2 separate regions of the Homo sapiens genome follow, and region 1 is linked to region 2. Evidence: read pairs that join two places in POLR2A ChIA-PET (ENCODE). Cell type or tissue: PC-3. All regions are shown on one strand. Links, peaks and the distances in the headings refer to the core of each region. The heading gives the core; the rest is flanking DNA. Region 1 overlaps ADAT1 (adenosine deaminase tRNA specific 1). Region 2 overlaps ZNRF1 (zinc and ring finger 1).

Region 1 (5,378 bases), core at 191-5,190, 560 kb before region 2:
TTTTTTTGACTCGGAGTCTCGCTCTGTCACCCAGGCTGGAGTGCAATGGGGCAATCTCGATTCACTGCTCTGCAACCTCCCCTTCCTGGGTTTAAGCGATTCTCCTGCCTCAGCAGGCACCCACCATCACGCCCAGCTAATTTTTGTATTTTTTTAGAGACGGGGTTTCACCATGCTGGCCAAGCTAGTCTTGAACTCCTGACCTCAGGTGATCTGCCCACATTGGCCTCCCAAAGTGCTGGGATTAAAGGTGTGAGCCACCGCACCTGGTAAGCAATCTTGAATGACAGGAAGCTTTGGGCCTCAACAAGAATATGAAAATTCCTTAGAGATCTGGGGGTTTTTATTTGTCTGTTTCAGTGGTTTTTTTTTTTTTAAGAGACAGGGTCTCACTGAAGTACGGTGGTACTATCATAGCTCACTGCAGCCTTGAACTCCTGGGCTCAAGTGATCCTCCCACTTCAGCTTCCTGAGTAGCTGGACTATAGGTGTGCACAGCTATGCACACCTATGTGCAGCTAATTTTTTTCATTTTTATTTTGTAGAGATTTGGTCTCACTGTGTTAGCCAGGCTGGTCTCAAACTCCCAGCCTCAAGCTATCCTCCTGCCTTGGCCTCCCAAAGTGCTGGGATTACAGGCATGAGCTATTGCGTCCCTGGCCGAGATCTGGGGTCTTTACCTCTTCTAGCTAGCAGGTTCCTCTTTGAGTTGGCTTCTACCATTCTCCTTGCCTTAACCTCCTGTATATGAGGAACCTGTTCCAGGATCACTGTGGATTGGATTAGATGGAATTGTACCACCATGAGCACAAGTAGGATACTTCTGTACAAAAGATCTAGACCTTTGTTCTCCGAATGAGGTTTTTCTATAAATTAATGTTTCTCACCTGGGGGTGATTTGCATCCCAGAGGACATTTCGCAATGTCTAGAGACATTTTTAGTTGTCACAACTGAGGGAGGGGTGCTAGTGTCATCTCATGGGTAGAGGCCAGGAATACTACTAATAAACAGTCTACAGTGTATGGATGGAATAGATCCCCCACAACAAAAAATTTTCTGGCCCAAAATGTCTACAGTGCTGGGTTGAGAAACCCTGCACCTGATGCATTGTTATTCATGATTGTGGTACCTTCTGGCAAAGCTCTCCAGGAGCTACATGACCATCCTGGGTGCTGGTGGGACTGCTGTGTTCTGCTTCTAGGAACCAGACCCTCTCCAGCTTCCATATGTCTTCACCTGGTGTCCTATCTTTGCCGCAGGAGACATCCTCAATGATAGCCATGCTGAGGTCATAGCCAGAAGGAGTTTCCAAAGGTAAAGCCACATCTCCAGAGTATGGTTCAGCAGGACTGGGGTGGGAGTCCCGGAATTTACTTTTTTTTTTTTTTTTGGGGGGGACAGAGTCTTGCTCTGTTGCCCAGGCTGGAGTGCAGTGGCATGATCTCAGCTCACTGCAACCTCCGCCTGCTGGGTTCAAGCAATTCTCCTGCCTCAGCCTCCCAAGTAGCTGAGACTACAGGCCCGTGCCACCATGCTCAACTAATTTTTTGTGTTTTTAGTAGAGATGGGGTTTCACCATGCTGGCCAGGCTGGTTTTAAACTCCTGACCTCATTATCCACACGCCTCAGTCTCTCAAAGTGCTGGGATTACAGGTGTGAGCCACCGCGCCTCACCCAGAATTTACATTTCTAATAAGCTCCTAGGTAATACAGATGATATTAGTCTGTAAACTACACTTTTGAGTAGTAATGTGGTCTAGACTAGTGGTTCTCTCTTTTTTTTTTTTTTTTTTTTTTTTTTGGACACAGGGTCTTGCTCTGTTACCTAGGCTAGAGTGCAGTGATGTGATCTCAGCTCATTGCAGCCTTGGCCTCCTGGGACTCAAGCAAGCCTCCCACCTCAGCCTCCTGAATAGCTGGGGTTACAGGCGCATGCCACCACACCCAGCTAACTTTTCCTGGGTTTTTTTTTTTTTTTAAAGACAGGGTGTCACTATGCTACCCAGGCTGGTGTTGGATTCCTGGGGCTCAAGCGATCCTCCTGCCTCAGCCTCCTAAAGTGCCGGATTTACAGGCATGAGTCACAATCCTGGCCTGGACTAGTGGTACTCAAACTTGATTGTACATCAGAAGAACCTAGAAGGCTTGTTAAAACCCAGATTGCTGAGCCCACCACAGAGATTCTGATTCAGCATATCTAGGGTGGAACCTCAGAAATTGGGTTTCTTCTTTCTTTTTTATTTTTCTAAAAAAAAAAAAAGAAACAAAAATAGAGTCTCACTCTGTCACCCAAGCTGAAGTACAGTGGCAGAATCATAGCTCACTACAGCCTCAAACTCCTGGGCTTAAGCAGTCTTCCTGCCTCAGTCTCCCAAGTAGCTGGGGTTACAGATATGAGCCACCGAGGCCAGTTGAAATTGGAGGTCTAACAAATTCCCAGGTGATGCTGATGCTGCTGGTACAGGGACCACACTTTGAGAATCACTGGTCTAGAGCATTCTCATAATTCCCCATCACTACCAGTCCCATTAGTCTACAGTAAGCTGTCTTAGTAATCACCCAACCAGAGGCTTTCCCCTTACCACAGAGATCGGTTGTTCATCCTAATAACATCTTGCAACCCTTAGGTACCTTCTCCACCAACTCCAGTTGGCAGCCACCCTGAAAGAGGATAGCATCTTTGTCCCAGGAACTCAAAAAGGAGTGTGGAAACTTAGACGAGACCTCATTTTTGTGTTTTTCTCCAGCCATACACCCTGTAAGTATATTCAAGCCTTTGGATTAATGTTACATGAACTACTTCCTTATGTTTGTGTTATCCATAGGTAGGTTTTTTCCTAAAAAGCACTAATGGCTGAAGTAGCCACAGGTAGTCACAAGTAGCCACAAGTAGTGACAGTGCCTTTTTATGACAGGCTAGTGTACCTAATCACTTCTAAAGGTTTCATCTAAAGAGAAGACAGAGGCAAGGGGTGCAGAGTCTCACTCATACTATTAGTCAATTCTCAGAATCAGGATTAGGAGCGTAAGGCTGAAACCTCACAAGATGTGAAGCCAACATGGGGCTTGGAAATCCTATAGTGACTTATCCTAAAACTCATTTCGTTCATTTAGTCATTGAACAAATACTTTCTACTATTTGTCAGGCACGATATGACATACTGAGTATACAGAAATGAATAAGACTAGCATATTGCTTACCTTCATAGTCTTTTAGGAAATGTAGACAGTCATGGTTAGTTAGGGTAAATTTTGGTGGGTTATAAGGGTATGTTCAGGTGCTATGGTTGCATAAGACAGGAAGACCTAGCCTGGGGTGAAGGGGGTGTCATTTCCGTCTTTTGTTTTTCTTTCTTAAAAATTGAAAATAACTTCTACCTTTTGTGGATAACAACTCAGGATGGCAGCAAAATTTTCTCACCCTAAAACCTTTGAAATAAGGATATAAGATTAAACCTTAAAACTTTTAAGCTTTAAAGCTAACACATGCAATTAGAGCAGAGATAAGAAATCACTATGAAGAAATAGAATAGCTGTGTAGATTTGATCATAACTCAAATTGAAAATATAGATACAGCTTAAGAAAGAATGAGGCCAGGCACGGTGGCTCACACCTGTAATGCCAGGACTTTGGGAGTCCGAGGCGGGCAGATCACTTGAGGTCGAGAGTTCCAGACCAGCCTGACCAACATGGAGAAACCCCATTTCTACTAAATATACAAAATTAGCTGGGCATGGTGGTGCATGCCTGTAATCCCAGCTACTCGGGAGGCTGAGGCAGGAGAATCATTTGAACCCGGGAGGCAGAAGTTGCAGTGAGCCGAGATTGCGCCGTTGCACTCCAGCCTGGATGACCCGGCAAGACTCAGTCAAAAAGAAGGGAAAAAAAAAAAAAGAGAGAGAAGAAAGAAAGAGTATGAGAAAAGAGTTTTAAGAGTCAAAGCCCAGAAAAATGACAGGTAGGCAGCACTCATCCTTGCTCTTTTCTTAGCCGTAAGGGCCCTAGTCCAAGGCCCAAAGGTTGTTTCCTAATCAGCTCCTCTCAAGCTGTAATATGCACATGAATCTCCTGAAGAACATGCAGATTGAGATTCATTAGGTCTGGAGTGGGGCCTGAGGTTCTGCATTTCTAGCCAACTCCCAAGGCATGCCAGCAGTGTGGGTCCATAGACCACACATTGAGTAGCTAGGACCGGGGTGATCCCAGTGACAGCTATAGCCTTATTGTGGAGAAAGAAGCATCTGAGGATCACAGCCTGATGGCCTAATCCAAACTTGTCTAACCCACGGCCTGCCTGGCTACATGCAGCCCAGGACAGCTTTGAATGTGGCCCAAGACAAATTCTTAAACTTTCTTAAAACATTATGAGATTTTTCTTGCGATTTTTTTTTTTTTTTTTTTTTTTTTTTTTTTTTTTTAGCTCATCAACTATCGTTTGCGTTCGTGTATTTTGTGTGTGGCCCAAGACAATTTTTATTCTTCCAATGTGGCCCAGGGAAGCCAAAATACTGGACACTTATGTAGTTTGATTATGCCCTTATCAAACTCCTTAAGTCAGTGGTCAACAAACAGGTACTGATCTGTGAGAACAGTCCCTGAAAAAAACCAAGAAAGCTCAAGACTATGTAGTGAATTTTGCAAAACTAATTTCTTTCACTTTAAAGGAAATGAGAGTTTTTTTTTAAGTGATGGCGATTGAATTTTTTTTTTTTTTCTCGATCTCGGCTCATTGCAATCTCCACCTCCCGGGTCCAGGCGATTCTCCTGCCTTGGCCTCCCAAGTAGGTGGGAATATAGGCATGCGCCACCACGCCCGGCTAATTTTTTTGTATTTTTAGTAGAAACAGGGTTTCACCACATTGGCCAGGCTGGTCTCGAACTCCTGACCTCAAGTGATTCGCCCACCTCGGCCTCCCAAAGTGCTGAGATTACAGGCATGAACCACTGCGCCTGGCCGGTAATTGAGATTTTTAAAGATCTTCCTTGATGGAATAAAAAGTTGGCAACCCTCTGTTCATCTTAAAAATCTTCAGGAAATTTTGCTGGTAATCTTTTAAAATGTGATGTCCTCCCATGGTTTGTCTGCAGAGAGAGAGAACATTACCTAGAGAATGTGCCTCTCTGGCTCCCTTGGTATTTACATCCTATGAGTAATTAATAATTTGTTGGCTGGGTTAGCTACTTCAGGCTCTTATGAGTTTTATTAGCATGAGTCAGGCTCTTGCATTCAGGCATTCTGTCAAGATCCAATTTCCAAGCCTGCAGAGTGGGAGATGGACCCTGGTGAGTTCTCCAAAGTCACTGTGACCTTGTGAGGTCTCTGGAAGTCAGCCAGCCAACCTCTCCAGATGTATTCCCACTTCTGTATCTCTTGCC
Region 2 (5,378 bases), core at 202-5,201:
GAGGGGATGGATACCCCATTCTTCATGACCTGCTTATTATTTCACACTGAATGCCTGTATCAAAACATCTCATGTACCCCATAAAAATGCATACCTACTATGTACCCACAAAAAATGTATTACTATTTTTTTTAATCAGAGCTTCATATTAGGATCTGAATTCGTTAGTGTCCCCTGAAGGGGAGTCACCACTGCACAGCCTTCTTGAGAACTTCCTTCCCTATTTTCTTAGCCTCCTCCTCCTCACGAAGTTACAAAACTCCAGTACCCTCATAGTACAGGGGAGAAATAGAGATGACCTTGGAATTCTACCATCAAAATCAAAGCTGCGGCCAAGATTAAAATCCAAGTTTCTGGCCGGGCGCGGTGGCTCACGCCTGTAATCTCAGCACTTTGGGAGGCCGAGGCAAGTGGATCACTTGAGGTCAAGGAGCTCAAGACCAGCCTGGCCAACATGGCAAAACCCCATCTCTACTAAAAATACAAAAATTAGCAAGGCAGGGTGGTGTGTGCCTGTAATACCAGCTACTTGGGAGGGAGGCAGGAGAATCGCTTGAACCTGGGAGGCGGAGGTTGCAGTGAGCCGAGATCACACCACTGCACTCCAAGCCTGGGCGACAGAATGAAACTGTCTCAAAAAAAAAAAAAAAAAAAAAAAAGATTTTCTGAGTCTGGTATGCTAGGGTGGATTTCATGGTCATTGTGCTCAAATGTAGAGATAGGATATATTTCCCTGCTCCTGCCACAGGCAAGGTGGGACTACCCTAACTTAGAAAACTGTCGGCCGGGTGCAATGGCTCATGCCTGTAATCCCAGCACTTTGGGAGGCAAGATGGGCGGATCACAACGTCAGGAGTTTGAGACCAGCTTGGTCAATATGGTGAAACCCTGTCTCTACTAAAAATACAAAAATTAGCCAGGTGTGGTGATGCGCGCCTGTAGTTCCAGCTACTCGGGAGGCTGAGGCAGGAGAATCACTTGAACCTGTGAGGCGGAGGTTGCAGTGAGCCGAGATCGTGTCACTGCACTCCAGCCTGGGCAAGAGAGTGAGACTCGCCTCAAAAAAAAAAGAAAAGAAAACTGTCACTTCACCTTGGTTTGTAACGGCAAGTCCAAGTGCTCCTGGGTTTCTACAACTGAGAGAAGCTCCTAATATCCTGGGCTGTACCAAATAATCAAACGAGGTCTAGTCATAAAATCCTAGTCAAATTGTCTGTCTGATCCCCTAGACTTTGTAAAGGAGTGAAGAGAGAAATGAGATGAAGGAACATAAAGAATGTAACTTCAAGGGTCAAATGAAACAAAGCCGGCCTGAAGGAGAGAAAGGAGCGGTCAAATCCATCAGCCTAAGACCTTTAGTCCATGTTTAAATTGATTTATACAATTTCCAAACATTACAGGTAGAGTAAAAACTTCGAACTTTTGGCTCCAAACACTTCTCTGCTCACATTCAGAAATGGAAGGATCAGATAAGACCTGAGAACAAACTTCAAGAGATAGATGGGAGTCTTTTTGATGGCTGAAAAACCGGTTCCTACGAGATCTGAGCCATTTCGTCACAAACAAAAGTAAGAAGATGGGTAGTTTTCTCTGATACCCCCACTGCATCTGAGATTTCTCATGCTTTATCTGAATTCATTATGCTGTTCTTTTTGAAAATCCAAGATATCCAGCCTGGCTAACATGGTGAAACCCTGTCTCTACAAAAAATACAAAACTTAGCCAGGCGTGGTGGTGCATGCCTGTAGTCCCAGCTACTTGGGAGGCTGAGGCAGGAGAATCGCTTGAACGGAGGAGGTGGAGGTTGCAGTGAGCCAAAATTGCGCCATTGCACTCCAGCCTGGGGGACAGAGTGAGACTCTTTCTCCACAAAAAAAAAAAAAAAAAGAAAAAAAAAAAAAAAGAAAGAAAGAAGGAAAGAAGGAAGGAAAGGAAAAGAAAAGAAAAGAAAAAAGAAAATCCAAGATATCTGGGGCCAAGCCTACAAGGGCAAAGGGTAGCTGCAAAGTCCTGACACCTACTCTCAAAACAGTCCGGATGGTTGGCAGTTCCTCTGGCTCTTCCTAGAGCAGGCAGGCCTGACACATTCTGAGGCTTCCTTCACTGCTCCCAGATGCTCACACAGCTGGGGATCAAGGCCAGTATCTAGTTGTTTATATTCAAGTATGAAAAGCCTGGCGGGTAGCAGCCCCTTGGAAGGGTAACATTTGGCAGCAGCTCATCAACAGTCCAAGGAAAACACAAGGTGGTCAAACACTCTCAACTAAGGCACACAGAAAGCCCAGCGCATCTCCTGGGGGATGAGACCGATTTATTTAAAGGACAAACGGAAAGGAACCACGAGGATGTGGAACAACTCTCCTGAGTCCAACCAGCAGAGCAAGATGAGTACCAACACCCACTGCCATCTACCCTCCACCTAGTCTGTCATCAGGTTACCAAACTCAACCCAAATCCCTTTTCCAAAGCAGCGTGATGAGGTTTGCTACTTACTTTCTGCCCAAGTCCTGGGAGCCCTGTTGTCCAGTAGGGCTATGATTCCTCTTTAACTGATCCCCACTATGGCAGTCATTTCTGGTCTAGAGTAGTTGTCCCATCTTTAACAATTTATCTCATTCTTTTGAGAGGCCTTGGCTACTCTGTTATTCTCCTTAGTTCCTGCTGACTGCAACAGTGTTGGGCCAGCAGGTTTGGGGAAATAATCCTTGGGTCTAACATTTATTGTGTTATTCTTAGAGTGCTCCTTGCAAGCAAAGCTACTGAAAGCCAAAGTAGAAAAAGCTGCATATAATGGATGAGAACAGCTCACCTCAAGGGACCAGCCACAGCGCTCCTCAGATCTAAACGCTCCCGCACAGAAAGCAAAGGAGCGTCCATTGTGGCACATGCTTGTAGTCCCAGGCAGGCTGAGGTGGGAGGACTGCATGGGACCAGGAGTTCGAGATCAGCCTGGACAACATAGTGAGACCACCCCCCCGTCTCTAAAATAATAAAATAACATAAAATATTTAAAAAAAAAAAAAAAAGAAAAGGAAAGGAAAAAGGGCAGGTCAAGTATCAGTGTATTTAGAGGACCAGAAAGGATGGAATGCGGTTCTCTCTCAGGCCTCATATTTGTTGAGAAGGTTTACAACAGCAGTGGTCCCTACTTTTCTCCACACACAGCCCACCATGTATAAACAGCAATTTCTGGGTGGGCGTGGTGGCTCACGCCTGTAAACCCCAGCACTTTGGGAGGCTGAGGCAGGTGGATCACCTAAGGTCAAGAGTTCACGACCAACCTGGCCAACATGGTAAAATCCCATCTCTACTAAAAATACAATAATTAGCTGGGTGTGGTAGTGCACACCTGTAATCCCAGCTACTCTACTCAGGAGGCTGAGGCAAGAGAATCACTTGAACCCGGGAGACGGAAGTTGCAGTAAGCTGAGGTTGTGCCACTGCGCTCCAGCTGGGGTGACAGAGTGAGACTCTCAAAAAAATAAAAATGAAAAATACATAGCAGTTTCCAAGGCAGAAGGAAAGAACCAATTCCATCGAATTTCTTGCAAAGCAGCTGTTATGACGATCCTGAGGCCAGGGAAGATGAATCCCTTATTTATAAAAATGAAAGCGGTCAAGATAGCACCTGTAAGACCAGAATGAATCTGGTCACTCTGCTACACCAAACAGGCCAAGCCCCTGGCTAAGGAATAAATTGCTTCTTAAGGAGCTTTTCTTAATCTGGCACCTCTTTATCCAGGACCAAATCAATATATTAAAAAAAACTCCAAGTGTTGATCAAACCTGGTGACTCTAGCAGAGCAAAGAAGAAAACAAAACTGTCACCATCTGTATTTGTATTAGAATAACCTTACTAAATTCCATTTATATTAGAAATCTGGCATGAATAAGCAACAAACAAGCACGTGAACTACAATGGAGTCAAAGGAGCAGGGACATGCAGCAGGACGGCAGGGTGGGGGTATTCCAAGATGCCCCGGTAGTACCTGATTCTGAATGAGAGAAACCCCCAGGAGATTCTGAACAAATCTGAAAGAAAATGCAACAGCATTACGGTACTCTGTATGGAGAAATGTCCATCAAAACAAGACTCTAAATCTGTAATACCAACTACCCAAGAAACTGAACTAGAGGATGCCACAGGCCTGAATGCATCAGGAGAGGAATCTAGTGGCATTAAAAAGTCTTTTCCTGACCAGGCGCAGTGGCTCAGGCCTGTAATCCCAGCACTTTGGGAGGCCAAGGCGGGTGGATCACATGAGGTCAGGAGTTCAAAACCAGCCTGGCCAACATGGTAACTTCTTAAGTTACCCCATCTCTACTAAAAATACAAAAATTAGCCAAGCATGGTGGCACACACCTGTAATCCCAGCTACTAGGGAGGCTGAGGCAAGAGAATCACTTGAACCCAGAAGGTAGAGGTTGCAGTGAGCTGAGATCATGACATTGCACTCCAGCCTGGGTGACAAGAGGAAAACTGTCTCAAAGGAATAAAAAAAAAAAAGGTTTTTCCATGAACCAAGTCCTTGAAATGAAAATGATCTATCCTCTCACATCATGATACTTGTGAACTTCAGTATCTGTATCTTCAGTATTTTTGTCCAAACATACAGTTTCCATTCTTGTCAGAGGACCAATACCAGATTTGTCAACCAAGAAAGGTAAACATCAACCTCACACATAACATCAACATCATACATAATCTTATACCTCACTTTTAAACCTATTCTTTTCAGAACCACTAGAACTTATGAGCAGTACTGTCATTGAAAACGATGGAATCTTCCACCATACTCAACCCTTTCAGGGCCTCTGGCCAGAGCTGCCTGATGAAAATGTGAATGAACACACAGTCACTAGGCTTACACGCTGGGCTGAATAGAATGAAACTGATCCTTTTACAGTTCAACTTTCTTAAGCCCATACCTCTTAAGAAGAAGATTCCAATTCATCCTTATGGATCCTTAAACTTCAAACTATATATAAAAAGGAGTCTTAATGTGATATGGGGAGAGGCACCTGCAGAACTGACCATCAGCTATCAATGGCTAAAATGATTACAGTCCTCAGAATTTTCTCCAAAGGCAAATATGCCCCATTACATAGAAATACAACATGCCTGCTCAGCAAAGGAATTGAGGTAAATTCTGAGCAGCTGAGGGATAGCTTGGATCACTGGTTGGCAAATGTCTTTATCGAGGAAATACTGGAACAGAAACATTGATGGTTTTCTTAGAAGACCCTCTTGGTCCTTCAAGGATGTGCCCAGTTGGAGACAAGGCCAGCTTTCCCAGGTAATGCTACTTTTAGTAGGAAAGGCAATAACTACCCCCACAAGACTGAGTGTTTATGCTGTTTTTCTTCTGTAAAATCAA

What was found. ChIA-PET counts read pairs that join two places held together with the same protein. Peaks named below come from ENCODE experiments on the same cell type or tissue, not always from the same donor. Only the 100,000 strongest peaks of a DNase experiment are listed, where the experiment ranks them.
Region 1: POLR2A ChIA-PET joins it to region 2 with 45 read pairs; 4 of 35 experiments call an interaction of 5 or more read pairs at or near these places.

Annotation. Positions count from the first base shown.
Region 1 is chr16:75,614,523-75,619,900 of GRCh38, reverse strand. ADAT1 (adenosine deaminase tRNA specific 1) reads left to right here. Exons shown (of 10, transcript NM_001324445.2): 4 at 1,261-1,315; 5 at 2,629-2,759. Among named protein-coding and RNA genes, the nearest start is that of ADAT1, 6.1 kb to the left of the region's middle. In PC-3, for the core only: no CTCF peak of the experiment used is centred there; DNase peaks (open chromatin) are centred at 3,090 and 5,180; H3K27ac peaks cover 2,872 bases.
Region 2 is chr16:75,055,755-75,061,132 of GRCh38, reverse strand. The region is part of intron 1 of ZNRF1 (zinc and ring finger 1); the gene reads right to left. Among named protein-coding and RNA genes, the nearest start is that of LDHD, 58 kb to the left of the region's middle. In PC-3, for the core only: no CTCF peak of the experiment used is centred there; no DNase peak of the experiment used is centred there.